2 separate regions of the Homo sapiens genome follow, and region 2 is linked to region 1. A link is an interaction called in ENCODE POLR2A ChIA-PET data of the cell type or tissue named here. Cell type or tissue: MCF 10A. All regions are shown on one strand. Links, peaks and the distances in the headings refer to the core of each region. The heading gives the core; the rest is flanking DNA.

What was found. ChIA-PET counts read pairs that join two places held together with the same protein. Peaks named below come from ENCODE experiments on the same cell type or tissue, not always from the same donor. Only the 100,000 strongest peaks of a DNase experiment are listed, where the experiment ranks them.
Region 2: POLR2A ChIA-PET joins it to region 1 with 5 read pairs; 2 of 35 experiments call an interaction of 5 or more read pairs at or near these places.

What each region holds. Positions count from the first base shown.
Region 1 is chr6:137,041,305-137,056,094 of GRCh38, reverse strand. IL20RA (interleukin 20 receptor subunit alpha) reads left to right here and starts at 11,130. Exons shown (of 7, transcript NM_014432.4): 1 at 11,130-11,454. The coding sequence starts at 11,367. RefSeq lists silencers at 11,318-11,377, 11,408-11,517, 11,588-11,637. In MCF 10A, for the core only: no CTCF peak of the experiment used is centred there; a DNase peak (open chromatin) is centred at 11,954.
Region 2 is chr6:137,105,470-137,121,984 of GRCh38, reverse strand. No RefSeq gene overlaps it. Among named protein-coding and RNA genes, the nearest start is that of IL22RA2, 60 kb to the left of the region's middle. RefSeq lists enhancers at 264-433, 15,805-15,864. In MCF 10A, for the core only: no CTCF peak of the experiment used is centred there; a DNase peak (open chromatin) is centred at 9,824.

The sequences.
Region 1 (14,790 bases), core at 9,791-14,790:
AGCTATAAGAGTTATTTATATATTTTAGAATCAAGTCTCATTAGACATACGATTTCCAAATATTTTCTGTCATTCATTTGGTGTCTTTTCACTGTTTTGGTGGTGTTCTTTGAAGTGCAATAATTTTTAATTTTGATAAGTACGATTTACCTATGTTTTAAATTTTGATAAGTACAATTTACCTAGTTCTCTTTAATTGCTTGTGATTTTTCTGTCATATTTAAGAAACCATTTTCCTACTCAAGGTCATGAAGTTTATCTTATATTTTCTTCTAGGGGTTTTATAACTTCAGCTCTTACACTAGGTCTTTGATCTATTTTGAGTTAATTTTTGCATATAGTTTATGAGACAAAGTTCAAAGAATTTTACTCTTTGGCCATGGATATACAGTGTTCTGCATCATTTGTTGAAAAGACTACCCTTTTTCCATTGAATTGTGTTGGTGCCCTTGTCAAAAGTCAATTGACCATAAATTATTATTCTTTTGAAACTCTCATTATATGTCATTGATGTATATGTCTGTCCTTATGTCACTGCAACATTAGCTTGGTAGTAAGTTTTGAATCAGGAAACTTGAGTCCTCCAACTTTGCTCTTTAAGATTATTTTGACTATTCTAGCTCCCTTAAATTTCTATATGAACTTTAAGATTAACTTGTCAATATCTGCAAAGAAACCAGCTGGTATTTTGTTAATGATTGCATTGAATCTGTAGATCAATTTGGGGAGTATTACCATATTATCAATATTAAATCTTCCAACTTATAAGCATTGAATTCTTTCCATTTATTTAGATCTTCTTTAATTTCCTTCAGCAATGGTTTTTAGTTTTTGTAGTATAAGTTTGTGCTTCTTTTACTAAATTTATTCCTCAGCATTTTATAGTTTTTGATACTATATTTTGAGTGGAATTGCATTCATTTTCTCATTGTTTGTTGCAACCATGTAAAAGAACAATTGGTTTTTGTATACTGATCTTGTATCTTTCAACTTTGCTGAACTCATTCATTAGTTCTAATAGTTTCTTAATGGGTCCCTCCAGATTTTCCATATACATGATCTACATCTAAGAGTATGTCATCTGTGAATAGAGATAGTTTTACTTCTTCCTTTTCATGCCTTTTATTTATTTTTCCTGCTGAATTGCCCTGTCTGAAACCTCCAGTACAATACTAAACAGAAGGGTTGAGTGTGGACATCTCATCTTATCTTCATTTTATAGGGAAAGCATTCAGTCTTTCACTACTAATTGTGATCTTAGCTGTTTCTTCACACATGCCATTTATCAGGTTGAAGAATCCATTTTATTTTTAGTTTCTTGAGTATTATGAAGGGGTGCTAGACTTTTTCAAATGCTTTTTCTAAATCTATGGAGACAATCATGTCTGTGGTTTTTGTCCTTTGTTCTGTTGATATGGTATATTATATTAATTGATTTTGGGATATTAAACTAACTTTGCATTGCTCAGCTAAATCCCACTTAATCATAATATATAATCTTTTCTATATGTTGGTGGATTCAGTTTGCTAGTATTTTGTTGAGGATGTTTGTGTCTATATCCGTAAGGAATATTGATGTGTAGTTTCATTTTATTATTATATCTGTGTCTGGTTTTGGTATTAGAGTAACACTGGCCACTTAGAATGAGTTAAGAAGTGTTCTCTTCATTTTTCCAAGTGTCTATGAGAGACCGATAGTCATTCCTCTTTAAATGTTTGGTAGAATTCACCAGTGAAGCCATCTGGGCCCAGGACATTTTTAAGATGCCTTTCCACGTACATTTTATGAATAAGTTCGTCTATGTCTAAAAGATAATCTTGCTAGGATTGTGATAGGAATGGAATTAAACCTATTCTTTCTTTAGAAAGAATTGTCAGCTTTACAAAACTTTTTTTAAAAATTAAAAAGAAAACAAAGAATTTACAACCTTGATTTTTAAATGTATTAATTCATTGAGTACTTACATTACTGTGCAGTGGTATAGTTATACATGATTGATATATTTGAATATTTGAATAACCATGCCTTGGTATACTAAGTAAATAAAGAAGTACTTAACTGAATTATCAAAACTAACACCGAAACTTTACATTTCACTTTAAATGTATAAATCCTTTTTATGCAAATCTCTCTTAGGTTTAGCTCATATTAATTCAATACACAGAATAAGAAAACAACTGATGAAAGAAGAAGAAAAGTTAGAATATATGGATGATAAACAAGATATGACTCTGACTTTCAAATAATAGCTAATTTGTCCCTTTCCAAGTTATTTCATATCCTGTACAGGATAGTTGAACACTGAAATGGAGATGTGAGGATTTCAGAAAGGGAGTGTGTCTGCACATAGATGTGTGTGTATTTTCTGTGTGGGTGCATATACATGCTGGTTAAGAAACAGACCCTTTGGATTTGCAGCTTAAAATATATAGAAAAAAACTTCAGAGAAGTTTTATTTGTTTTAACAAAATTCATCGGGAATGTACTACATTCCCAGCATTACACTAGACACTGGAGATATAAAAAAGAACAAGGCCGGGCGCCATGGCTCACGCCTGTAATCCCAGCACTTTGCGAGGCTGAGGAGGGCAGATCACCTAAGATCAGGAGTTCAAGACCAGCCTGGCCAACATGGTGAAACCCTGTTTCTACTAAAAATACAAAAAAATTAGCCAGGTATAGGCATGGGCACCTATAATCCCAGCTACTCTGAAGGCTGAGTCAGGAGAATCACTTGAACCTGGAAGGCAAAGGTTGCAGCGAGCCAAGATCACGCCATTGCACTCCAGCCTGGACAACAACAGCAAGACTCCATCTCAAAAAAAAAAGAGAGAGAGAACAAGGCATAGTTCTTGCCCTCAAGAAGTTCACAGTCTAATAGCCATATATGTAACCACTTCAATATAGTGCTATAAATACATATATAACTGATACATATTTTTGACATTATCAGAACTGTGTGATATATACAGAATACATATAACAGTGGCACAAAGGAGCCACGAGAAACACTGGAAATAATGCAAGAAATATACTGAAGATGAAGATGGAAGGATATAATGCTTGAGTAGAGCCACAGAAGTCTTGGAGAACTCCCAGACTTTTCACTTGGGTAACAGAAAATATAGACACTGTACAGATGAGTTCAGCTTGGAACAAGTTGAAATTTAGGTACATAGGACTTACAAGTAGAGCTGGGGAATTAAGAGAGGGATTTCTAGAGCTCAACAAAGAGGCCTAGATTGGAGATTGAAAACTGAAATTGGCCTGGTGCAATGCCTCATACCTGTAATCCCAACACTTTGGGAGCCGAGGCAGGAGGACCACTTGAGGCCAGGAGTTCAAGACCAGCCTGGGCAACATAGCAAGACTCGTCTCTACAAACATAAAAATAAAATTTAAAAGTTAGCCAGGCGTGGTGGCACAGACCTGTAGTCCTGGCTACTCGGGAGGTTGAGGTGGGAGGACTGCATGAGCCCAGGAGTTCAACGCTGCTGTGAGGTATGATTGTGCCACTGCACTCCAGCCTGTGCCACAGACATTGTACCCACCCCCACCAAAAAAAAAAATTGAAATCACCCATGGAAATATTGTAGAGTGAGAAGAAAAGTGAATAAAAAGACAAAACTGAAGAACTCTAATGTGTAGGGGATTGTTACAGCAAGAGGAACCTAGGGAGAAAATCCAGATGCCACTGATTGTTTATTATAAAGGTAGTCTGTGGCTGCCTGGGGATAGGGCTGGGGGTGGGGGTGGATGTCAGTGAAGTTCACAGAGGCCATCACAGGTGTATTCCCCAGGAAGCAGACTCTGAGGTAGACTTTAGTATGTACGGTGTTACTGGGGAGGGCCCTTGTGATAAACACCTGCTGGAGGGAGGAAAAGGAAGCAAGAGTGGATGCAGGTGAGCTGTGAGGAAGGTTCAGCAACAGCCTTGGCCAAAGGAGCTCTGGACTTAGAATGGACAGAATTGCCCCAAGTTGGACCAAGATGACTAGGTCTTCATTGTCCCATATCTGATTAGTCATTGGAACTGAGCCTTGGAAAGGGACCTGACCTTGGGTGAGTCAGTTCCCAGCCACTCAGAGAGTCCTTGAAAAGGCTGACAGCTGGAGGCTTCTAATATTAGCACTCCCAGGAGCTTGGACAACAAATCCGTCTTTGAAGTGGGGTCTGGGTGGTGCATCATAGTGTCTAACACAGAGACCAAGGCCACACTGTTTGGATAGAGTGGAATTGAGAATTAATCCATATATGACACCAGAGCCGTGCAGTTTCCTCAACATTAGGCCATCAGTTGGCCCATAACCCATCCTCCATTTGTTCATTAAAGGATGGAGAGATGAAGAGTCTGTCACTGTTTGAACTCTCACTTGGGGGCCAGATAAATGCTTATTTGGAATTTGGGTAAACTGAAGGGGCCATTTCTGTAGTTATTTGACTCTTCCTCTATTCTTTAGGCATCAAGAAAAGAGTAAGTTTCTTTGCTTTCAGCCATATATATATACCTGTCTATATAAAAATGACCCATCTTTTAAGAAATTGTTTCTCCTTGGTTTCCTCCAGATTAAAGCACACAGAAACTTTCTCTCTTTCTCTCTCTCTCTCTCTCTGTCACACACACACACACACACACAAACACACACACACACAGAGTACCTTCATATTCTGCAATTTCCAAACAATGGAATACCATTCTCCAATAAAATAAACCAGGGTTCCATGGAAAAATAGCTGGTTTTAAGGCTAGCAGAGATAAATTCAAGACGAGGCTGGAGTCTCTTACATTACCAGAAAGTAAGGAAGTGCTCAGGACAAATCAAAACAGGATGGGGGTGTATCAAGGCAACACAGGTGTCAACCTGAAAGAGCTCACAATGGCAAAAGCTGGAACAATTTGAGCAAGAAAATAAAGAATGTAGCATTGGACTATAACCCAAAGTATAAAATAAATACATTTGAGTCCATATTAATTTAAATAAATGATTTAAATAAATCAATAAGTAAATAGGGAGAAGAGAAGGGACAGATCTTCCTTGCAGAAGATTTCCAAATAACATACAAAGTTATTTCCTCCCTTCAGAAGGGGGAGCTTAATTTTGGCCACCACCACTGTCCCTCCCCAAGGGTAGGTTAGACTTAATGACTGTCTTCTAAAATACAGAGTAGGAAAACGTAAAACAATACCTTTACAGTACAGAAACCTGGCAAACACTTCCTTAAGCAAGTGATGAAGGTTAACATCATTATCAATGTCATGTGATGTCATATACTCTTGATATGATATGATTAAAAAAAGCACTTCACCTCTGTGATACTTTTTTAAGAAACCATTAACTTCAGTCTAATCATGAGAAAAAACATCAAACAAACCCAGACTGGGGCACATTCTATAGGACATCTGGCCAATACGCCTCAAGACTGTCAAGGTCATTAAAAAAAAAGGAAAACCTGAGAAACTATCAGACCAAAGACTGAGAAGACATGCCGACTAGATGTAGCATGGTACTCTGGATTGGATCCTGGAACAAAAAGAGAAAAACTAGAGAAATCCAGGCCAGTTGTGGTGGTTCACCTGGGGAGGCTGCAACAGGTGGATCACTTGAGATCAAGAGTTCAAGACCAGCCTAGCCAACATGGTGAAATCCCCCATCTCTACTAAAATACAAAAATTAGCTGAGCATGGTGGTGGGTGCCTGTAATCCCAGCTACTTGGAAGGCTGAGGCAGGAGAATCACATGAACCCTGGAGACAGAGGCTACAGTGAGCAAGAGATGATGCCACTGCACTCCAGCCTAGGTGACAGAGTAAGACGCCATCTCAAAACAAAAAAAAAAAAGAAGAAGAAGAAAAACTAGAGAAATCTAAATAAAATCTAAAGTTTGCTTAACAGTAATGTGCCAATGGAAATGGAAGTTTCTTAGTTTTAAAAATTTACCACGGTGATGCAACTGTGTGAGGAGTGTACAGAAACTCTGCACTACTGCCTTTGAAACTTTTCGGTATACAAGTACAACATTAAAAAACTAAAAAGCTCCTTTTGTTAAAACATGGTATTGATGCAAAATGGACAAACAGACCAAAGAGTAGACATCTAAAAATGACCCAATACATATATCTTCAATAGATTTTCAACAATAATGGCTAAAGCAATTTAATGTGGAACGAAAGTCTTTTTAACAAATAGTACAAAAACAGTAAGACATCTATTTGGAAAAAAAATCTCTACTCTTTTCTCATACCATATACAAAAATTAGCTCAATGTATTGCAGACCTAATTATAAAAGCTAAAACTATAACATTTCTAGGAAAAGCCATCTTTCTTTCAACCTTGGGATACACAAAGACTTCTTAGACGAGACACCACAATCATAACGAAAAAAAGTGAAAAACTTGACTGTATCAATATTAAAAACTTTTGCTCTTGCAGACATCATTGTAAAAATGAAAAGGCAAGTGATGAAGTGGGCAAAAATATTCGCAACGCACATATCTGACAAAGAACTTGTACCCAGAATACATAAAGGACACCTACAACTCAATAATGAAACAACCCAAATGTCTATCAACCGGAGAATGGGCAATCAAATGGAGTATATTCAAATAATGAGACGTCAGGGAAACATGAATATTTTCACGTTTCTGGATGGTTTGTCTCCCTGAGCAAAGAAAATTGGCATGCCATAGACTGTCTCCTCTTCCACAGAATCATTTGCTCCTCACATTGCAAGGGTGTTAGATCTGGAGCCATCTGGTCTCATTCAGAGAGTAATAAAATTTATCTCCCCACCATAGCCAAATGTTTATATTCCAGGGTAGGTACTTTCCCCTTTGCCTTCCTGAGAGAATTAATTTACTTTCCAAGAAATCTGTTGACATTAGGGAGCTAGGGTTTTTCTTCCTCTCTCAGAAGAAGACAGTGGCAACTAAGTGGTGTGTAACCTATATAAACTCAATATTAGATTGTCTTTTTATTTTGTTTTTAATTTGTTTGAAGCAATTCATTACATATGCTGAATATTAGGCCTTTAGCAATTATATTCATGCTGTTTTACAGTTCAGACCTCAAAAACCAGTAAGATATCTATATGGAAAAAAATTAATCTTTACTCTTTCCTCATATACAAAAATTAGCTCAATGTATTGTAGACCTAATTATAAAAGGTAAATCATAACATTTTCTCAAGTGTAAGAGGCATATAAGGAAATTATTAAAAGCACAAACTTTGAAAATAGATGAACCAGCATTCAGTTTCCAGTTTCTGTTGCTTATTAAACGAATGACCTGTCCAAGTCTGTCTCCTTGTTTTGAAACTTGGGGTAATGTAACTAACTCTCAGAATTGTTGTAAGGATTGAAGGAGGTAGTTAGGAAATTTAAATTTCTTAGGTAGGATCTGACTCAAAGAAAGAATTCAGTAACTTCGTATTATTAGTATGTATTATCCTTGGAAACTATTTAGTAATTAAACTAGGATAGAAAAAAATTATTTTTTGCCTGTGGTATTAGTGTTTGGGGTGGGAGGTAAGGAGTAGTGGTTTATGGCCTTTTTCATCGGGAAGCCTGGAAATCCTATACATCAGGTTCCACAAAATTAAGATCTCAATGTGGTAAATCATGGCAAGAGGAGTTGCAAAGTTGAGAAGTAGAAGAAAACCTCAATTCGAAAACATCATTTCAAAAGTCTCTGAAGAACACACTGAAGATTATATTGCCTGGGAGGCTTAGATGGGGAGGAACCAAGACTGCTGCTTCCCAAAGTTAGCAGAGGGGGGTAAGAGGTTAGATTTGAAGATACTAAGGAAACTCACTAAGGTGAGTTCTGGGTCACAGATGCAAACAAAAGAAAAACTGACTCCACTCTTTATTTCAATGCATGGGAAACATCAACTGAATACATGGCAAGTTCTCAGGTCACACTCATCCTGTAGAACCCTAGCCATTCTGAGGACAGAGTGGTGAGTTTGTGAACACGTAAAAGACAAGCCTTAGAGGTAAAATTTTGACTGCCTTCTGACAAGTGCCAAGGGGAACTTGAAGAGGAAAGGAGAGAGGGGACGAGAGGCATGCAGAAAACTGTTTGTTCTCAGACAATTGACAGCCCACTCATGGGGGAAGAAACTCCAAGTCGCAGTTACTCCATCCCCTACCCCGTTCCCACTTTCCAGCTGGAGGAAAAACTTGGTGAAATAATGAAATGTCACTGTTCAAGTTCAGAAGACTTAGGAGATAAGGGAAGGCTTTGTATAGGTCTGCTTTAGCCTCTTGAAGGGTCTGAACGATTCATATTTGAATAGAAATGCATACAAAATTTAGATATCCAAAAATGATTGGCCCCAAACACTTTTGTAGCAAATATTTACCCTATTTAACCCACAAGACTTAAGATGATAATGATGAAAGTAAACTAATACAATTTATAATCAAAAAGTAAGAACAACAGCAACTCAAGATAATATTGATAATGTACTGATCACACAGAGTCCTTCCTAAAACGTTCTGGGATTACAATGGAATCAATAAGAGTCCAGTTGGGAAAACAGAAACCACACTAGTTATTTCAACAGAAAGAATTTGCTGTAAGGAATTGGTTAAACAGATGTTGGAGTACTAAAAAAGTAAAGCAGGAATACTGAGATTGAAAGAGACAGAGTGACTACTAGAAGCAACTACCACCGTCAGGGTTAAAGGAACACAGGGCAGACGTGGGGTTCAGATCCCAGAAGCGAAGCCTCCAGGAAACTGGGACTCAGACCTCTGAGAATGGGGCATAGCCTACTCAGTGCTGGTATTTCTCAGGAGATGCAGTGAAGCTGATTCTGGGAGTACAGGAAGAAGCTGGGAACTAGAAACAATTGCTCCTAGAACTAGCTGTCCCTGCCAGGGTAAAGAGGCACTGTGGGGCCTTAGTGACAAGAACAGCAAACAAATAGGAAGCAAGTCCCTTCTTTCCTCATCCAGCTTTCAGGATTCCTTCAGGGCCCCTTTTGGTGGAAAGGAAAAGAACCAGCTAACAAACAAGAAAAGTGGTTTGAAGAGGCCTCACGTCAGCACCACGAAGCTAACATCCCAGCCTAAGGGGCCCTCTGACCCAGATTCCTCCTCTGTTTCCAAGTCTTTCAGGAAGGAAAAAGTAGCATACTTAGGCGACTCAGAAAATCCTGCCCCATCTTCTATCTCCTTACTCCCTCCTCACCAAAAAAGATCTTTTTTAATACTGAAGACCCCCTTTAAAAAGAAAAAGAAAAAGAAAAAGAAAACAATAGTTGCTCTAATTTGAGTGTCGTTTCCCTTTATTGGAGCATTTGAAAACAGACATTTAAGGGCAAAAGAGATGGAACACATCTGAGGTAAATCGTGTATCTATCTTCAGGCTGTGCCCAACCTTTAGAACCACCTAGAAAGGTACAAAGCTGAGAGCCTCTCTCAGATTTTTCATATAGTATTTCAAGACTCACCTCTTAATTGCACCCTTCCCCCCTCCCATTATAAAGAGCATGGAACCTAGGACCCACCGCCTTGTGTGGAAGTCCACACACCACTGGTCACAGGCCACTCACAGGTTTGGGGGACTTCATGATGATTCCTAGACTTTCTGAGTTTCCCTTGCCTCATCTGAAAAAAGGGCCAGGACCTAACTGCAGGTTGTGAGAGTTGAATGAAATCAAATAACAACTTTTCAGTCAGTGACAGACTGCATATACAAAGGTGGTCTCATACGATTATAATAGAGCTGAAAAAATTCCTATTGTCTCTAAAGACCTTCCAGGAGGACAGGATGTGAGGTGGCATCAGTGGCACTGACAATCCTGACCCTGTGCAGGCCTAGGCTAATGTGTGTGGTTGTGCCTTAGTTTATAACAAAAAAGTTTAAAAAGTAAAGAAAAAATAAAGAAAAAGAAAAATTTAAAAATAGAAAAAGCTTATAGAAAGAATACAAAGAAAAAATATTTTCATACTGCTGCACAATGTGTTTGTGTTTTAAGTCAAACGTTATTACAAGTCAAAAAGTTTAGGTCGGGTGTCGTGGTTCACGCCTGTAATCCCAGCACTTTGGGAGGCCAAGGAGGGTAGATCACCGGAGGTCAGGAGCTCGAGACCGGCCTGGCCAACATGGCGAAACCCAGTCTGTACTAAAAATACAAACAAATTAGCCGGGCGTGGGGGCACACACATGTAATCCCAGCTACTCTGGAGGGTGAGACAGGACAATCATCAAAACCGGAAGGCAGAGGTTGCAGTGAGCCGAGATCGCACCACTGCACTCCAGCCTGGGCTACAGAGCAATGCTCCATCTCAAAAATAAATAAATAAATAAAGTTTAAAAGATTTAAAAGTAGAAAGTAAAAAATCATAGTAAGCTAAGGTTAATTTATTATTATTGAAGAAATAATTTTTTAATAAATTTAGCATAGCCTAAGTGTAATACAGTGTTTATACAGCCTATAGTAGTACACAGTGATGTCCTAGGCCTTCACATTGACTCACCACTCACAGACTCAGCCAGAGCGACTTCCAGTCCTGCAAGCTCCATTCATGGAAAGTGCCCTATACAGGTGTACCATTTTTAAAATCTTTCATACTGTACTTTTGCTGTACCTTTTCTACGTTCAGACATGTTTAGATACACAAATATTTACCATTGTGTTACAATTGCTTGCAGTATTCAGTATGGTCACTTGCCGTACAGGTTTGTAGCCTAGGAGCAAACAACAGCCTGTACCATATAGCGTAGGCGTGTAAGAGGCTATACCATATAGGTGTGAGTACACTCTAAGATGTTCACACAAGAAACTCGCCTAAGACATTTCTCAGGAGGTAATCCTGTCATCTTAAATGATGCATGACTGTAAGATCTACGGCTGAGTGCCTAACTGTATATCGAGAAATAACGCTCTATTTCATCCGTCTTCCGATATTGAACTTTAACTGACCATCAGACCGGCCTGAATACCAGAATCTCTTTGCAATGCACTCGCCTCGCTCATTACCAGAAGGAGGTTTTACCTGCCTAGTGACCTGGTTGGTCTGGGCATGAACCCCGAGAGGTGGAAACTCTCAGACTCTCAGGACTGACAGCCGAGTGGCTGGGGACTATAAATCCGCGAGAACTGCCCTCGCGCTGCCATCCAGCTGGGTAGCCGGGGGAGCGCGCGTGGGGGCTCCGCGAGTCGCTCGCCCTTGGTTTCTGGGGAAGCCTGGGGGACGCGGCTGTGGCGGAGGCGCCCTGGGACTCAGGTCGCCTGGAGCGTGGCACGCAGAGCCCCAGGCGCGGAGCTGAGGCCGCGCGGCCGCGCTTGGCCCCAGCGGGCGTGGGACTGAGCAGTCTGCTGCCCCCCGACATGTGACCCAGCCCCGCCGCCCATGCGGGCTCCCGGCCGCCCGGCCCTGCGGCCGCTGCCGCTGCCGCCGCTGCTGCTGTTGCTCCTGGCGGCGCCTTGGGGACGGGCAGGTAGGTGGGTCGCGCCGCCAGGTGCGGGTCGGGGATGCCTCCAGGCCGGGGCCCCGCCAGGCAGAGCTCGAGGCCGAGCTCTCCCCTCCTGCCCGCCGGCCAGGTTTCGCTTTCGGGCGGGCAGAGGACGAGGTGCGCGGAGGCCGGAGCTTCCAGCCCCGGGGCTGCAGGGAGCCCGGGGGACACTCGCCGTCGCCTCGCGCACCTTGGCTCGGGGTCAAGTTTGCAGGACTCCGCGCTCCGCACTTTCGGTCTCGAGAATTGAGGTGGGGTGGGGGGAGTTCGGTGGGGGGTGCGCTCTGCGCGGTGCCCACAGCCTATGACTTGCGGTCGGGGACGGTTACCATGCGGGGCCCCTCGCCGGCCAGTCCCAGGTTCCCGCCACCACCGCCGCGGCCGCGCGGAGGGGCCCCTGTGGATGCCGCGTCTCGGCCGCCGGGCCCCGCAGTCCTGCAAGCCGCGCGTCGCGAGATCCGCGCTTTAAAAGCCAAACTCCCCGAAAGGGTCAGCCCCGAAGGAACATGATCCAGAAAGACGCAGCTTCTTAAAGTAAGCTCCCCCTGTCCTGGGTACGCCGTTGTTTCCTTTGCAGTTATGACCATGTACAGATAGTGCTCTTTGATTTTTCAGAAATAACAAAACTTTTAACTCGTTTACGACATAAGGTAACTGAAGAGCTCTTTCGTTTTGTTTGGTTTTTAAGTTTAAATTCTCTACCAATTGGAATCCAGTAAACCAGAATGATTCATTAACCTGATTGCTTTTTTTCCCTGTATTTCTCGTACATGAGAAAAAGATTTTTTAAAAAAACAAAAAAGATATCCGGGATCCCTTTTTAAAAAAATTATTTTAAAAAACAACAACAAAGCTTCTCCAAATACTGTGCTTTGTAGACACTTCGTTCAGGCCCCGCTGTCTTTTAACCCAGAACTGAACAGTAAGAGTGAATGCAGGAAGAAAGTTGACGGTGAATCTGGAGTCCTTGGTAGTTAAAGAAAAAGTTAAATTCAATATAGTTACAACAATAAGAAAAGTATGCACACAGATCTTGGAGAGATTTTGAACGATAGCTATTATACATAAAATATTTTATCTTTTAAATTTATCAGAAATTATAGTTATTTTTCCTTTTAATATTCCCGGGTAGACTGAATGGGAAGAAACGACTGACGTGCAAATATTGAGCCTTCAACTAACAGACAGAAATTTGTTTTTATTTTTAATCGAAGAGAGAAGCTGGGCGCTGTGGCTCACACCTGTAATCCTAACACTTTGAGAGACAGAGACATAGGCAGGAGGATGGCTTGAGGTCAGGAGTTTCAGACCAGCCTGGGCAACATACGGAGACCCCTGTCTATACTAAACATTAAAAAAATAAAAATAAAAAACTAGCCAGACGTGGTGGCAAAAACCTGTAGTCCTAGCTACTCCGTGTGCCCAGGAGTTCCAGACTGCAGTGAGTTATGATCACGCCACTGCACTCCAGTCTGGCCAAGGGTGAGACCCTGTCTTTGGGGAAAAAACCAAAAACAAAGAAAGTGAGAGAGAGAAATAAAATTGTTGGGTGCTGACATTACCAGGTAGTAATGTTCTTGACTTCAAAATAAAATTTACAAAACAAAACAGTAAGAAATCTTTTCTGACCCAAGAGACCTTGATACTACTTTCTTAGCTCTTCTTAGGGTATTCCCGTCCTCTCCTGGGTCTTTGGGCTAAGGTCTAAGGACTGCTGGGAAGACCACCTTAGAAGATGTATGTAGTTACCTGGATACTACCTGCTCGTAATTGAAGGATTATCTACAATGTCTTCTGTACAACGTGGGCTTACTAAGGTTCTATGACTTTGCCACTCTCAGGTAGATTAATGCTTTAATGCTCTCATTTTTTAAACTTCTAAAAATTTTCGTCTCACAGCTCAGTGCCATATCAGGCTGTAAAATACCAAAACATCCAAAGAGGAAAAAAAAAACTCAGCATGTCATGAACCTTGTAGGGAAATCTTGGTATTTCATTTCAGATAAAGTTGTAATGGAATTCAAAATGTCTATGCGGCTCCCTCAAGGCAGGTGCAACACGCTGTCATTCACTCTTGGACCCCTCCAGGGACAGAATTTCACAGTGAAGTTTATCCTTATGGCTTATCAAACTCCGCCCTATTGGCCATTCCCATATCCTGTTCTCAGGAACGATAAAGAACCATGATTAGCATAATATAAACAGGCATTTAAAGTCACTAAGATAGAATGGGAGATGGTGACTTCTCAGGTCATCTGCCTCCTCTGCTCAAAGCCCTTCAGAGGCTTCTACTGTTCCTGGAATCATTCTCAGTTCTACAAGATCCTGTGTGGCCAACTCCTGCCTGTCTCTCCAGCCTTATCTCACACCACCTAATTCCTGCTATCCTGGCCTTTTTCTACTTCCCAGACAAGCCAAAGTGTTTCCCATCTCACTCATACTGGCAGTTCCTCTGGAAGTTCCTACTGGAGATTCATACTGGCAGCCCCTCTGCTAGAATGCTGCTGTGCCACTCTATTCCCAGCTAACTCCTGCTCAGACTTTGGCCTCTCCTGCCAATGTGCTTCCCTCAAGAAGGTCTTCCCTAGGGAGTTCAACAATGAAAACACATGGACACAGGGAGGGGAACATCACACACCAGAGCCTGTCGGGGGGTGGGGGCTAGGGGAGGGATAGCGTTAGGAGAAATACCTAATGTAGATGACAGATTGATGAGTGCAACAAACCACCATGGCACATGTATACCTATGTAAGAAACCTGCATGTTCTGCACATGTATTCCAGAACTTACAGTATATATATATATATATTTAAAAAAAAATAACAGGGTCTTCCCTAAATCCCCAAAGAGGAAAAAAGTATAGCTTATGATGTCTATTAACAAATAAACTTGAGTTTTGGAGCTTTAGATTGCAGTCTAAATACCAAACAACAACTATGCTTATTAGAATGACTTAATGGAGTGAGAGTATTAGTCAAAATGTCTCTTCTTTGATACAAACATGGCAGCATTCCGTATTTTATTTCACTGAGAAGTTATTCCAGGACATACTTCACTCACACACACACATACACAGGGACATAAATGATTCTAGTGAACTAATTAAACTTGCAGAATTATTTTCTTTTTTTAACTTTTAATTTTGAACTAATTTGGGACTTGCAGAGAAGTTTCAGAAATAGCACAAAGAATTCCCATATCCCTCTCACCTGGTTTCTCCCAATTAAAACATCTTATGTAACCATTGTACAATGTTCAGACCAGGAAATTAACACTGGTATAGTGCTACTCACTAAACTATAGACCTTGCTGGAGTATCA
Region 2 (16,515 bases), core at 7,611-12,610, 68 kb before region 1:
GTCTTTCGTACACTAGCATTTTAGCAGACCAGCAAAGCTCACAATGTGTGTGTGTGTGTGTGTGTGTGTATAGTATCTGCCAAAGAAGAATAGATCTTTGTCATTCCAACAGAGATGACAAAAAAAGTCAGTGCATAGAACCAGATCTCCATCCACTGCTGCCACAAAAGGAGAGTAACAGATTAGCTGTGCACAAGCCAGACTCACATGTACACAGGGTGGCGATCTCAGTAGAGACAGGCTGGGTATGTATTAATACTAGTCCCTGAACTTCAGTGAAAAAATAAATATGGACCAAACTTAAATTAGACAAGGCATAATTGGATGAATAGATGTAGCTCAGAACAGAAACAGAAACAAAAACAAAAACAGACTTGAAGAAGGGAAAAGAACAGAGAAACAGAGCCAGCAGGGTAAGTGTTTATTGCTGCTTGAGATTGTCTCCAAGAGCACAAGAAATACCTGGCATCAATCAGTGCAAAATTCAATAAGCCTAATTAATTTCAGAAGGGGAGTTTCCTGGGACATCTATGTGGAATCTCCAAAAATTGTCAAAGTACAATATTCAGTTAAAACAGATCTCCCAGCCTCATGAATATAACACATGTTAAAGATTTATTGAACTCATTATTAATGAAGGAATCAGCAGAAAGTTAAAGCTGGTTTAGTTCCTGCTTATGGTTTCAAATTGCTTTTCTCTAATCAACATCCTTTTAATACCGTCCTTTTTCTGTTTAAATTACCCAGATTTGGTTTCTGCTGCTTACACCTAAGAGACCAGCCTACTACATAAATTAGTACCATCACTGGTTCCAAATAACAGGCCTTGAGAGACAGAGAAAATTTGTGTGTATATTTTAGCCTTGTTAGAGCTGAGGGCAGTGAAAACATAGGTAAGAGATGGGACACTAGAAGCTAATGCTTGCCTTTAATCAAATTTCCTCTATGATACCCTGGAATAAAATGTCCCTTGAAGTCAAGGCTTTAGAGGAATGAAGGGAGGTATTGTCTCTAGAAGATTTAAAAGCTCTAATACAAACAAATGGAAGTTTGTTTGACTTTTATTACCATGTGCCTGTATACTCATTCACTAGCTTTTTTGGTCTGAAAAAAAGTAAGTGGGTTTTGGAAAATGACAAAGAGTAATTGTAGGTTTAATCAGGTAGTAACTCCTGTTATAGCTGCTGTTGAAAAAACAGTCATTGATTGGAGAAAGTCAACACAACCTCTGAAAACCAGTATGCAGCTTTTCATCAGGCAAATCTATTTTTCTCTATTTTAGTCAATATAGAACACCAGAAACACACCTTCAGGAGAGAACTGGAGTGCTCTACCATCTGCAGGACATGGCACTGTCTACTGCTCAGAGGAGACTGGGCTGACAGAGCTGGAGAGCCAGAAGTAACCCTCACCCACATGATTTAGTAGGATACGTGTGTGCCAGAGGGAAGGAAATAAAATTCATAAAATTCAGGAACCTACCCAATCAGTCAAGTCCTAGGAGGTTCAGCACACTGTGAGATACCCTCTGAATTAAGTGACATGTCGCTATCCTTTTTACCCCCTACCATTAAAAAAGGTCACTCGGTGGACCTCCTCAGGGTTTGGAAGCAACATTTGGTTTACAGTCCCTTGCGTTTACTAGATGAATTGAAAATTTTTGTATTTGAGTTCAGCCCAGAAAAAGAGATGACTTTTCTAGTTCATACTGCCAACAAGCAGCTCAGCCACTTGGTTCTTAAGTCCCAGAAGAACTAATTCACTGTATTCTGTGGACAAGTTGAAAATTAACAACTGCCAACACACCCTATAGACGTGGTGAGGTAAGAAATAGGAAAGAAAATTAAATATATATCTCTCATATATTCACACATATATAATATTATATATATTTACATATAGATTCATGTAATTTTTAATTCATTTTTTAAACTTAAAAAATATATAAGTTTACATACACACATATGTGTAGTATTAGGTTTGTGCAAAAGTAATTGTGGTTTTCTTGCGGGAATCAGGAGGACTAGAGAGACCACGGGGAAGAGCAGGATGATTTTATTGAGTGCAATCAGACCCAGTGGATGATCATCCAGAGACTGGGCCCAGAACAAAGACAGACTTGACTTGTATACACACTTCTAAAAGAGGGTGGGCTAGCCTGAAACAAGCTTACAGTGGCACAAAGCATAGTGGCATGAAAGCAAGGATACAGGGCAGAACAAAGGCAGTTAATCAAATTGTGACAGGTACATAACCCAGAATTACACATGACCTTTGCTATGCAGCCCAGATGGCTGTTATCTAGACTTTGCTCTAGTGCCTTGCACAGGCTTATCTCATAACCTTTGCTATGGTGCCCAGGGAGCTGTAGTTCAGGCCTGCTCAGACAGCTCAGGACCTTCACTGTACCACTTAGATAAAACAGAATATTTGAAGTTACTAGTTACAGAGAACAGGAATCTATAAACTCATACCATAAGAGAAAGGAAAATTTGTTTTTCTCCTCCCAAGGTTGAGGGAGTGCTGGGAGAGTCTCCAGAGCACATTCCTTTGAGCCCTGGCTTCCCAGATAGTGTTTATCGAGGCTTTTCCTGGGTCTGGGCTGTGCCTGTTGCTGCCCCTGGGATAAGTCAGCCTAATACAGGAAAGCTTATTTCTTTTTCTTTTTAATTTTTTTTCTTTAATTTCCACCTCAGTTTTCGCCAGTGCTTTTTATCTTGGTCTCTGCTGAATCCTCAAGACCTGAAACCAACACATAATTGGTGCTTGTTAAATATGTGTTGAAGGATTGCGATTGAATAAATTATTGATCAGATTTTAGCCAGGGCCAGATTTCAGTTTTAGAAACATTACTCTGGCTGTAATATGAAAGTTAGATAGAGGAGGTAACACTAGAGAGGAGACCAAGCAGGAAGTCGGTGGCAAACCCTGACAGTAGACACACAGCCACGGCTTCCAAGGTTTTGGACTAAAATCCCACCCTCTTCAGCAAATAACTAGTCTCATTCTGGAAAATGTCTACTGTCTTATTACTCCCCTTGAGGGAGGCTGAAAGCCTGACCTCGGGGTCCCCTGGGACCATGTGGCCCACACTTCTCATCATGAATGGGTCTTCTCTGGACCATCAAGCCATGAAGCAGGAGGAGCATAGCAAGACTGGATCCAATCTTACAGCACAAATAAGACTGCAGGATGTCAAGGATCAATGGACAAGGTGACCCACTCAGTGGACGTGTGACCTAGTCAGTCTCTTTCCCAGACACCCTGGTGTTTTCTCAATGTGTTCGTGAGCAAATGTCTGTGCAATAGGGATGGGGGTCCCACATGGCTCAGAAGAGCACAGGCCTCCTCTCACTGAGGCTGACCTGGCTGCTGCAGGCCTGAGTGTCCCATCAACCAATGGCAGGAAGCAGCCTGTGAACAGCTTGGATGTTAGCATATCTTGGAGGGGACAGTGATCTGCCCAGTGGGGTAGACACATCCAGATTTGGGTTTACCATCCTAGCTCATCGTGTTTCTGTTTGGGCCAGCACCTGTGGACTTATTGAGTGTCTCATTGGCCATCATGCTTTACCACACAACAATGCTTCTAATAAAAGAACTCTCATTGCAAGAAAAAAGTAGAGCAACTATATCTAATTGTCTACCGGACATCTCCTTTTGGATGTTTTGGAGGCACCTCATGCTCAACATAACTAAACACATGATCTTCTCCCAAAACCCAATCCCCTTCCACAATTTTCTAAGTGAATGGCACCATCACCAATCCAGGTACCCAAACCAGAAACCTTGACATCATCCTTAGCACCTCCCTCTCATCCTTCATATCTAATTATTTCCGAGTGTTATTAATTTTCCCTTCTAAATATTTCTTAAATCCATCCACTTCCCTCTATTTCCACCATTTGTGCTGGGTAGAACTTTCAAGAATACTTTAATTATGTTATTAAATAGGTACTGCCACAACTTTCACCCTCATCTCTTTCCCCTAGTTCCTGATAGTAGAGTCGACAGAAAGCATTTTGTGAGGTGCAGAAAGCATCTTTTAACCCTGAGGCAACAAGAATAAGGACAAAAGCCCCTATATACAGGAGGATGTGAAAGTAGAAAGACAAGATGTGCCCAGATTTCCAAGGGCTTGTTGCACTACCAGGATGTGCCTGGCCCGCCTGTCTCCATGCACAAAGCCCTCTTTGTATAAATTTCTGAATGTATGTAAGTAACTTCATTGTCACTTAAATGAGTGTCACCATAGCTCCCCACCAAGACTTTCTCTCTGAAAGCAGTGGTCATGTGGGTGCATGTTTTGCTCTTCTTAAGGAATTGGAATTTTGTTTTTGCTTCAAAAAAAAAAAAGCTGGCAAAAAAAGAGTGATGCTGATATACTGTTTGTCCCTTTGACTCAACCTAAAATGCTTCTAAAATCAACACTCAAAAGCAATACTAACCACTACCCTAATTCAATCAACATCAAAAGATAGGAAAAAATAAAACTTTATATCAAAAATTTCAAGACTGTTTGGGCATGCCATACCCATCTTAGCTTAAGTCTCAACCAATCTCCCTCTTCTTATCCCAACACATGCACACACAACATACACACAACACATACACAACCCCCAAACACATACCACACCATACACCACATATACATCACACTACATACACACCACACACAGAAAACACACTACATACACACTTCACACACACCACATACCACACCACATACACACCATACACATATACCCACCACACACAATGCATTACACCATACACTCACATACCACATACCACATACACACACACTACACACAGACCACATACCACATGACACACACATATCACATCAAACACGCATACATACATACATAAATCTTTTCCTCTGGATGATCCAGCTAGAGGATCTCACTAATCCCCTAAAAGCACTATCTCTCTTCACTAAGCTCTGCTTTGTCACTGTTGAAAGATATTTGTTTTTTGGCTCTGTCACCCAGCCTGGAGTGCAATGGGGCAATCTCAGCTCTCTTCAACCTCCGCCTCCCAGGTTCAGCAATTTTCCTGACTCAGCCTCCTGAGTAGCTGGGACTACAGGCACGTAGTCCCTGGCTAATTTTTTTTTCTTTTTTTTTGAGACGGTGTCTTGCTCTGTCACCCAGGTTGGAGTGCAGTGGCACGATCTCAGCTCACTGCAACCTCCACTCCTGGGTTCAAGCAATTCTCCTGCCTCAGCCTCCAGAGTAGCTGGGATTACAGGTGCCCACCAACATGCCCGGCTAATTTTTGTATTTTCAGTAGAGACGGAGTTCCACCATGTTGGCCAGGCTGGTCTCGAACTCCTGACCTCAGGTGATCCGCCCGCCTTGGCCTCCCAAAGTGATGGGATTACAGGCATGAGCCACCATGCCCGGCCTGTTGAAGGATATCTTGGTAGGTCAAAAAATCATTTACTGTAATGAAAATGAGATATGGCACAAGGATAAATTTGGAAGATTAATGTGGAGCCATAACCTCAAAAATATCATTACCTTTCATTCAATCCATAGTAGCAGTGACAGTTCTCACCGTTCACAATTCTCAGATGCATCCCAACCCTCAGATTTAGGTCTCTAACACTAATCTCCAATTCAAAGCTACAGGACTCTTCAATGAGTCCGTATGGAAGAAAAAACCCAGATGTTTCTTACGACACTATTTTTGTCATAAGAAAATCGGGGCAGAGCTAAAAGGTTGAAGTAGAAGGCAGCTTACTTCCCGTCAGCCAAGTTATGCCAATTTGAGAATGAGTTCAAAGCAAAGCTCAAAAGAGAAAAGTCAGCATAACATGCAGAAAAAAATTGGTTGTAATAATAAAATGAAAAGAATTGGTTTTAATTTTTAATGACTTTTAAATATATAACATATAAAATATAAAAATATTTTAAAAATGTATATAAATACAAATATAAAAATATTGAAGAAATCATGAATATATGAAAAGGTGATATGGAGATTTTGTTCTTCAATTAAGCATCTCTATATATTTCAAACTGTATATGTATTTGTTTCTGCCTATGTAAACAGGAAAGGGTGAACAAAAACATGTGAGCGAACCAAACAATCCCAGAAAAGTAGGAACCCTGCCAAGAACAGGAAGATCTGATCAGCTCTGCTGATTTTATACAACAGGCAGAGAGAGGAAGGCCCAGCACATGTGGGTTCTCATAGTAAGATCAATTACAAAGAGAGGCCGCAGGAGGCTTCCAAAAGGACATATTCACCAAATGTTCTAGAGAAGAAAACTACCCAGAAAAACTCAATCTCCTACTTTCTAGGGAAGGAAAATTTCTACTAATTATAGCTACTAATTTTAATAAAATACTAATGATAAACACTTGTATTTTTAAAATATCAGGAATCTATGTCTATATACCAAAATGTACAGCTATTCTCAAAAACTTAAAGGATACCCCATTTGAAGAAAGACACATCTCAAAAACTGAGAATCTTCATAAAAGGCAAGGACCTGCGAGTTCCATAATGAAATGAGTACGTTTTTATAAAACAGACTCAGCCTGTTATCAACACTTGGGTTTGAATTTCTTGGATGTTGCCACTCAAAAACTTGTGATTTCTACCAAAGAACCTGCAATGTCAGCTATCCTGCAATAACCTTCATTTTTCTTTGGGTCCGGTAGGGTTACAAAAATCATAAGCTAGTAATAAAACAATGGCTGGCAGGATTATTGAAACCCCTAGAAAATGTAAAAAATAAAACCCTAGGAATGTGCAGGATAAGAACAAAAAGTAATATTTTATCTCTTCTGCTCATAATCATTTTGGTATAACATCTTTAATTGGTTTTGTAAACTTTGCAATGTTTTATACATTTGTGTTTCTTATGGGATTTAAAGTACTTATGAATCTTCATTTAAATTAAAATGTAAAGGCCTTTAATTAAATGTTTAATAAATGTTTAAATATTTGGTGGAATCTAATTGGTAAAACTCATAAGACTTTTTTTTATTACTTGTGTAAGTGCCATGTAATCCTTTAGGGAAATGTCACCTTTTTAAAAATGGCAATTGATTGGCAGGGTACGGTGGCTCACGACTGTAATTCCAGCATTATGGGAGGCTAAGGTGGGTGGATCACCTGAGGTCAGGAATTCAAGACCAGCCTGGCCAACATGGTGAAACCCCATGTCTACTAAAATTACAAAAAAATAGCCAGGCGTGGTGGCACATGCCTGTAGTCCCAGCTACTCCACAGGCTGAGGCAGGAGAATCACTTGAACCCAGGAGGCGGAGGCTGCAGTAAGCTGAGATTGCACCACTGCACTCCAGCCTGGGTGACAAGAGCGAGACTCTGTCTCAAAAAAAAAAAAGGCAATTGATTAATAAATTTAAATTATTTATTAATTGAACATTAAACAACCATTAAGAACATATTTTCTTCAAACATTAAAGCTCCTAGGAAGTTAAACAATCTGTCAACCTCCTTCTGCTCTGAGTCTCATGGCCTCAGTAGCACTAGATCCAGTCTCAGTTAAGGTGACCTAATTACTACAGATGATTTGACTCAGTAAAAATACATTGAACATATATTGTACACCACATCCAATGTGCTGGCATGTGTAACCCATAACTCGAAACACCTGCTCTCTTGACCAATACCAGTTATACCACAGGAATAACTGTAGTTCACATCTCTTACCCTATGTCTAGAAATAAAGTAGGGTATAGAGTGATGGATTCTGCTATGGAGTATGCCAGAGAGACAGCTTCAGACATCAATGAGGACTTGCGAGGTAGAAGTGCTTAAAAAGAGAAAAGAAAAATCTATTTGCCAAATCGTTCCTTCCTCACAGCATTAAACTAATAAATGTTTGCATCATGAAGCACCACGTTCCAGCAGCATCCATTTACTTGCTTCTGTTCATGCTCCAAAACATGTTTTAGAGGCTTTCACAAACTAGTGTGAGATGTGCAGCAGTTGCACATAGTAGTAGCTAAGAAATACTTTTCCACATTGAACAATTCATTTTTTTCTTAAAACTATATCTAATAGGTGTAGATGTAATATGTCAATTACTTATCTAGACAACTAAAGCAAGATGGAACACTATAATTATAAATTGTGTTATTTTCATTAATATATGTAGTAAGATTTAATTAAAATTACAAAACATTGTTTCAGCTTAGACCATCTTGATTCTAAAATCTCACCAATTGTACATATAATTTATTATTTAATTTTATTTTACCTTTTATTTTAACAAGATATCCCAAATACGTTAGTGAAAAATAACTTTTTAAAAATGAAATTATAATTTTTATATTTCCCTTTATTATTTATTTTAATTATAGATAGATATAAATATATTTAAAATCCAAACAGTCTGAACACAATTATATTTTTTAATACTAAATCATTGAGAATAACTACAAGTCAAGAATATGGTAGGAATTGATCATCTGGATTTCATAATATAAAACAAATCTTATATAATTTTTTCATCTGTGTAATGATAGACTTGATCAAACATGTATCAAAGGGGTGGGGGATGGGAGTTGAACAATGAGAACACGTGGACACAGGGAGGGGAACAACACACACTGGGGCCTGTTGGGGGAGGTGGGGTAGTGGGAGGGAGGGAGAACATTAGGAAAAATAGCTAATGCATGCTGGGCTTAATACCTAGGGGATGGGTTGATAGGTACAGCAAACCACCATGGCACACATTTACCCATGAAACAAACCTGCACATCCTGCACATGTACCCCAGAACTTAAAATTTAAATTTAAAAAAAGGAGATGGGGGAGGTAAAAAGAAAAAGATATGTAAGAACATCTTCAAAGAAATGGTTAGCTTAAACTCAAAATCTGAAAACAATGGGAGAAACTAGACTTTAAAATCTTTCATAAAAATTTAATTACTGGTGAAAACAATGAAAATAAGCAAGAAAAATATTATCAAATGCACAGCTTAATCAGTTCAGACAGAATCCCTGCAACTTCACATTCTTTATTAAATGAAGAAGTAATTACTGATCATAACACATCACTTGCACACATAAAATTATTTAACTGAAAAGACTGAACAAATGGTAGTCAATCAATAGTATTAAAGGCAAGAAAACACCAACAGAAAACACCGATGTGATGTTCTTAAAACAGTAATATTTTATGTCTATTTAATCAAGTATAATGATGCTTATCTGGAAATAATAGCAAAATAGTTAAAGAAAACAAACAATGGGAATTTTCTAGACTCTTCTAAAGCCGCTCGTGATGGCAGCACAAGGGTACAGTTGAGGCAGGAGCACAAGTCTGTGTTTCTACCACTCAATATGGCAGAGACAGCGATTTTCTCATGAGACGAATTGGTAGCTGGGTATGAGCTGTCTTGAAGGAACTCAATACAAGAGGGCTACTGGAGCTGGAAGACTCCGGGAGGAATTTGCTGTAGGGTAGGCTACTGAGGGCTGAAACTTGAGGGGTCACAAAGCGTCAGTAGGTGTGGTAGCCAGATTCCAAGACTGCCCCCAAAATCCCTGCCTCCTACGATTCACACCCTGTGTAGTCCCCTCCCGTATTATATCAGACCTGACCATTATAGCAGAAATGAGAGCATGTCACTTTTGAGACTGAGTTATAAAAGACACTATACACAGTATTCCCCACCCCGTCTATCCACGGAGGATCTGTTCCCCAGTGGAAAACCTTCGGTGGATGCCTGAAACTGCAGATAGTACAGAACCCTACATACGCTATGTTTTTGCCATCTGATAATTGACCCAGCTACTAAGTGACTCATGGCTGGGCAGCACATACAGTGTGAATCCACTGGACGCAAGAATGATTCATGTTCCAAGCAGGATGAAGCAGGACAGTGCAAGATTTCATTATGCTACTCAAAATGGCATGCAACTGAAAACTTACAAAGGGTTTATTTCTGAAATTTTTCACTTAAGAGTTTTGGCCTGCAATTGGCAGTGGTAACTGAAATTACAGAAAGCGAAACCCAGTTAAGAGGGTACTACTGCATATCTACATATCTATACTTCTATTTCTATCTCTATCTCCAATCTTTATCTCTCAGATCACTCCTCTAAGTAAAACCAGCTGCCATGTCATGAGCAACCTTATGGAGAAATCCATAATGTGATGAACTGAAGCCTTCTGCCAGCAACCACCTGAATGAGCTTGGGTTTCTGTTTATATCCTCCAGCCTCAGTTAAGCCTTAAGAAGACTGTATCCCCAGCTCAGCTTGAATGCAACTTCATGTACCAACTAATCTGTTCCAAATTCCCAACTCTCAATTATATGAGAAAGCAAATCTTTGTTGTCTTAAATTGCTACCTTTAGGGATAATTTGCTATGCAGCAATAGATAAGTAGATTAGACAGATAATTCCTCAAGGAATTGTGCAGGATGGATAGATAGCCTTACAGGAGCAAAGAAAGAAATCACTAACATGCTTTACAAATTATTCACCTGTTGATGGACACTTGGGTCACTTCCATTTTTTGGCTATTACAAATCATGCTGCTATGAACATGGGTGAACAAATCTCTCTTCAAGTCCCTGCTTTAAATTCTTTTGGGTGTATACCCAGAAATGGCATTGCTGAATCATATGGTAATTCTATTTTTAATTTTTTTAGGAACCACCATGCTGTTTTCCATAGAGACTGCACCGTTTTACACTTCCATTAACAGTGCTTCATTCCAATTTCCCACATTCTCACCAATACTTGTTATTTTGGGTTTTTTTCTAATAGTAGCCATCCTAATGGGTATAAGGGGTTATATGGTTTTGATCTGCATTCCCCTAAATATTAATGATGTTGAGCATATTTTCATGTGCTTATTGATCATTTTTACATCTTCTTTGGAGAAATGTCTATACAGGTCCTTTGCCCACTTTTTAATCAAGTTTTTTGGTTTTCTTGTTTTTGAGTTGTAGTTCTCTATATATTTGGAATATTAACCATTTATCGTATATAGGATTTACAAACATTTTCTCCCATTCTGTGGACTGACTTTTCACTTTGTTGATTGTGTTTTTTGATGCACAGAAGTTTTTAATTTTGATGTAGACTAATGTATTTATTTTTTCTTTTGCTGCTATACTTTCAATAGTTTACCAGCCTTTGATCTACATGATCAACATGAGTGAAGAGAGACACTAAGAAAAAGAGGTGTTATCAGTGATGAAATAAAAGTTATTGAAACCTAAGGATGAAATGAACAGGTAAACTAAATCTGTATTGAATAGGATAAGGAATATCAATCTTAAAACCTTGAAGATTAAAAAAATGTTAACTGTGGGCCAAGTGCAGTGGCTCACGCCTGTAATCCCAGCACTTTGGGAGGCTGAGGCGGGCAGATCACAAGGTCAAGAGATCGAGACCATCCTGGCTAACACAGTGAAACCTCGTCTCTACTAAAAATACAAAAAAATTAGCCGAGCATGGTGGCGGGCGCCTGTAGTCCCAGCTACTTGGGAGGCTGAGGTAGGAGAACGGCATGAACCCGGGAGGCAGAGCTTGCAGTGAGCCAAGATCGTGCCACTCTGGGCAGCAGAGCGAGACTCTGTCTCAAAAAAACAAAAAAAAAGTTAACTGTATTAGTCCTAGTTCTTCAGAGAAACAAATCCAATAAGATAGATAGATAGACGATAGACAGATAGATGATAGATAGATAGATAGATAGATAGATAGATAGATAGATAGATAGACAGATATAAAAGGAGATTCATTATGGGAATTGGCTCACATAGTTACAGAGGCTGAGAAGTCCCACAATATGCCATCTGCTAGCTGGAGAATCAGGAAAGCTGATGATGTGTGACTCTAAAGGCCAGAAAAGCCAATGGTGTAACTCAGTCAAAGGCTGCTAGTCTGGGTCCCAGAGTCTGAAGGTCTGAGAACCAAAAGCTCCAATGTCCAAGGGCAGGAAGAGATGGGTGTCCCAGCTCAAGAAAGAGGAAACCCCTTCCTTCATCCACCTTTTTGTTCTATTCTGGCCCTCAACGAATTGGATGACACCTGCCCACGTTGGTGAGGGTGGATCTTCTTTACCCAGTCCACTGATTCAAACGTTAATCTATTCCCAAAACACCCTCACAGACACACCTAGAAATAATATTTTGCCAGTTATCTGGGAATCCTTTAGCCCTTTTGGGTTGATGTCTGAAATTAACCATCACATTAACTAATATTCACTTTATTAAGTCAAAACATCTCAGTGTGTGCATTGTGTTTAAAGGACATCTTAATACAGGATCATCTATAGCTCTGCACATGGCTCAAACTGGGCATGAACATAGAATTCCCACACAGTGAACTTAACATAAGATATTCAGAACAGAGGGGCCATGGCCAGCCCATTAAATTCCACAATTCATTTGCTAAGAGCCTAGAAATCTTATGAAGCACCTAATTTCTTTTTCTGAATAATAATAATATTTCCATTTCTAGAAAAATCTATTAATTCTGTGATCCAGATTACTGTTTCTAACATAATGCACCTATTAAATGAAACATAGTCCCTTGAATCTTTGGCAATAAATGCACCATCTGAAAGGAAATACCAATTCTAAACTCCAAGCCAAAGGAACATATGCAATGCTTACATTGTTTTTGGTATGCTTCAATTCTACCTTTTAAGTTATGAAGCTGTTTGAAATTCTAGTTCACACATAAGAAGATTCTAGGCCATCAGTGCAGCAAATACAGAATTTCCTCATCATTTAGGAAATTAAATCTATTAACATTTAGGGAAAAAAACTTTATATGAGCATTTGCCTGAAATTCAGGTGGTATTGAAACATTTCCTGCAATGAGAGAGAAAATAACACAGAAAATAAATGCTGCTTTAGTGACTTAAGTAATAATTGCATGCCGTCCCCTGGAGTGTTTTCTGTCCTTAGGAGCAGAACCCTATTGCACTTTGTTGGAGTGGAATGAGAGTAGGGATAATATATAAATACCTTTTAAAGAGGATCTAATAAAGTCACAAATAACAGAGTCAAATGGAGTACTAAGGGAAAGTAGGATCATTCAGACTAATCCTGTAACTTTGAGATTGACATCGAAAGCTTCAGATGTTTAAGTGGTTATTTCCTTGTTTGTGAAAGGTTTTGTTGGGAAAAGGCCCCCCAAAATCTGGCCATAAACTGGCCCAAAAAATGGCCATAAGCAAAATCTCTGCAGCACTGTGACATGTTCGTGATGGCCATGACACCCACGCTGGAAGGTTGTGGGTTTACCGGAATGAGGGCAAGGAACACCTGACCTACCCAGGGTGGAAAACCACTTAAAGGCGTTCTTAATCCACAAACAATAGCATGAGCGATCTGTGCCTTAAGGACATGCTCCTGCTGCAGATAACTAGCCAAACCCATCGCTTTATTTCAGCCCATCCCTTTGTTTCCCATAAGGAATACTTTTAGTTACTCTATAATCTATAGAAACAATGCTTATCACTGGCTTGCTGTTAATAAATAAGTGGGTAAATCTCTGTTTGAGCTTCTCAGCTCTGGAGGCTGTGAGACCCCTGATTTCCCACTCTACACCTCTATATTTCTGTGTGTGTGTCTTTAATTCCTCTAGCGCTGTTGGGTTAGGGTCTCCCCAACCGAGCTGGTCTTGGCAGGTTTGAGGGTGGCTGGAGACATGTACTAGAAACAATATACTGGACTGTCTGAATCATGAGTTTGATCCAAAGCGGTGCTTCCAATGTATATGTTTCCATGTGTGTCATGCATAAACATACACACACATCATTATGCTAATATATACATGTCTAGGCACTCACATGTACAACTGTGCATATCAATATTATTTTCTAAAGAGAAGAATTGTGTTTTCTTTTTCAAGATGTGAGAAATGTCCATTTTTTGCTTTTGCCCCAAATTTTTACTGTTTATAAAGTTTTACTACAGCTAAGGAATTTTGCAATGCCTGAGTAATAAGACAGATTATTACTAGCCATACTAACTTGGAAACCCCCTAGATGTTTCTCTTAAAACTTTGGTTTGGGGTGGTCAGATGTGGAAAGAAAAGGGGAAGAAATGCAGAAGATGTGAAAAGGAGTCTGATGGGAAAGTATGCCTTTCTGTATTCTACTACTAACTAAATCATGTTTCTCAAACTTTGGATACTTTTTTTTCCAAACATGCTTCTCAAACTTTAGAAACTTGAGAAGCTTTTTTCAAAATATACGTGTACAGCCCACAACACTGGAGATTCTTTCATGGAGTCTGGGGCAAGAATCAGCAAACTTTTTCTGTGTAAAGATTAGAGAGTAAATATTTTAGACTCAAGGCCATATAATATTTGTCAAAACCACTCAGTTCAGCCGTTGTAGGGCAAAAGCAGCCATAGACCATATGTTAACAAATGAGCATGACTGTGTTCCAATAAAATGCCATTTACAGGACAGATTTGGCCTCCAAGCTGTAGTTTGCCCACCTGTGGTGTTCAGTGACACCCAGGAATACTATACTTGGAAAAGTGTTATGCATCTATAAAATTCTCATTAAAATTTATTTTTAAAACTTACCAAAAACTCAACAGGAAAGTTATAAAGGGTTAGAATAGGCAGTTCCAAAACTAGAGAGAGATGAGAGAGAGAGAGAGAGAGACAGAAGGAGGGAAGGAAGGAAGGAAGGAAGGAAGGAAGGAAGGAAGGAAGGAAGGAAGGAAGGAAGGAAAGGAGGGAGGAAGGAGGGAGGGACCGGGTGCAGTGGCTCACGTCTGTAATCCCAGCACTTTGGGAGGCCAAAGCAGGTGGATCATCTGAGGTCGGGAGTTCGAGATCAGCCTGGCCAACATGGTGAAACACCATCTCTACTAAAAAATACAAAAATTAGCTGGGCATGGTGGCAGGCGCCTTAATCCCAGCTACTTGGGAGGCAGAGGCAGGAGAATCATTTGAACCCAGAAGGTGGAGGTTGCAGTGAGCAGAGAAAAAGCCATTGCACTCAAACCTGGGGGACAAGAGAGAGACTTCTCTCAAAAAAAAAAAAAAGGAAGGAATGAAGGAATGAAAAGAAAGAAAGAAAAAGAAAAAGGAAGGAAGGAAGGGAAGGAAGGGAGAAAGAAAATGATTTTATAAAGGAAGGAAAAAATGCTAAACATAATTTTTTAAATGCAAGCTAAAACAAGACACCATCTTTTACCTAATAAATTGGCAAAAACTAAAAAGTCAGATAAGACGCAATTTTGTGAAGCCATGGGGAAGCCAGCACCCTTAGTATGAGGATAGGATAATACAACTTCAGAGGGCAGTTTGGACACAAATTATAAAATTACAGGGCACAAATATTTATGTATAAAGAGGGATTATAATAGCAATATATTGGAAACAATCTAAAAATCCTCCAAGAGGGACATGGTTGAAAAATTACCGTATATCTGTTAAGTCGTATGCTACATAAGCACTATAAAGAATAAGGTAGACCAGTATGCTGACCATAATATTGGTTAACCCCCCAAAACTATTCTCACTTTTTCTTCGGTGGGGCTGCCCCGACTTAAGATGACTTTTTTCAAACTTTTTGCAGCTAAATGTAGCCAATTACCTGAGTTCTCACCAAATGGAAATGAATGAAATTGGTATGTTCATCTTCCAGTTCCTCTTCTGAAAGATGTTTACTTTCAAATCACCTTTCCTTTTTCTATGTCTTTAGCAGCTGTGGAAGCTATGATTTGAAGACAATTGCTTGACTTCACTCAAATGCATCCCTGAATGATTTCCTGGAACAGAACCTGCACTGTACTGCACTGTAATATGTGAGAGAAATAAATATCTATCCTATTTAAACCAGGGCATTTTGGCTTCTCTTTGCAGCAGCTGGGCACTTGCCCTAAATAATACAGAAATGTGCATAGTGCTGCCATAACTGAAACCTAAGATGTGGCATTGGTACAATGAGAGAATCACAGGTGATGGGGACGTGGGTATTTCAGGCTAAAATGTTGACCACCCTTGTTCTATTGTCAAAAAACATTTGGCAAAGCTATTACCTACAATAACTGGAGAAGCAGATCGCTTCTCCTATTGCTTCAAATGAAGCTATTGGAAAGAATCCAAATGTCAATCTGTGTTGGCTTCTCTTTGCTGTCTATAAACAGGTTTTTAAAAAAGTGATCAACTAAGACAAGAATTGACAAGTTTGCAAGCAGAGCTGGAAGAAAGTAGAGAGCATCCAAAAAGAAGAGACTTGTTAAGGGTTGAAAAGCCAACTGATACGTAAAGAGGCTTATAATAGCACTTAATTGAACCAGAGCTGCAAGTGATAAAACCAGTACTCACGCCCTTTCTCAAAGGCCTGTTAAGACTCCTCAGCCACACAGAGAGGAAGCCTCAGGCAAAGAACAAATCCAGGGTGTTGCCTTTCTACCCAAGCCAATTTTTTTTTTTTCAGATAGCTTCAAGGTACCTACGATTCAAACAGGAAAGAAAAGTGTGTCAAACCTACAAGCCAGGAAATAGGTCAGCCTGAATATCCACGTGCAGAAAAGA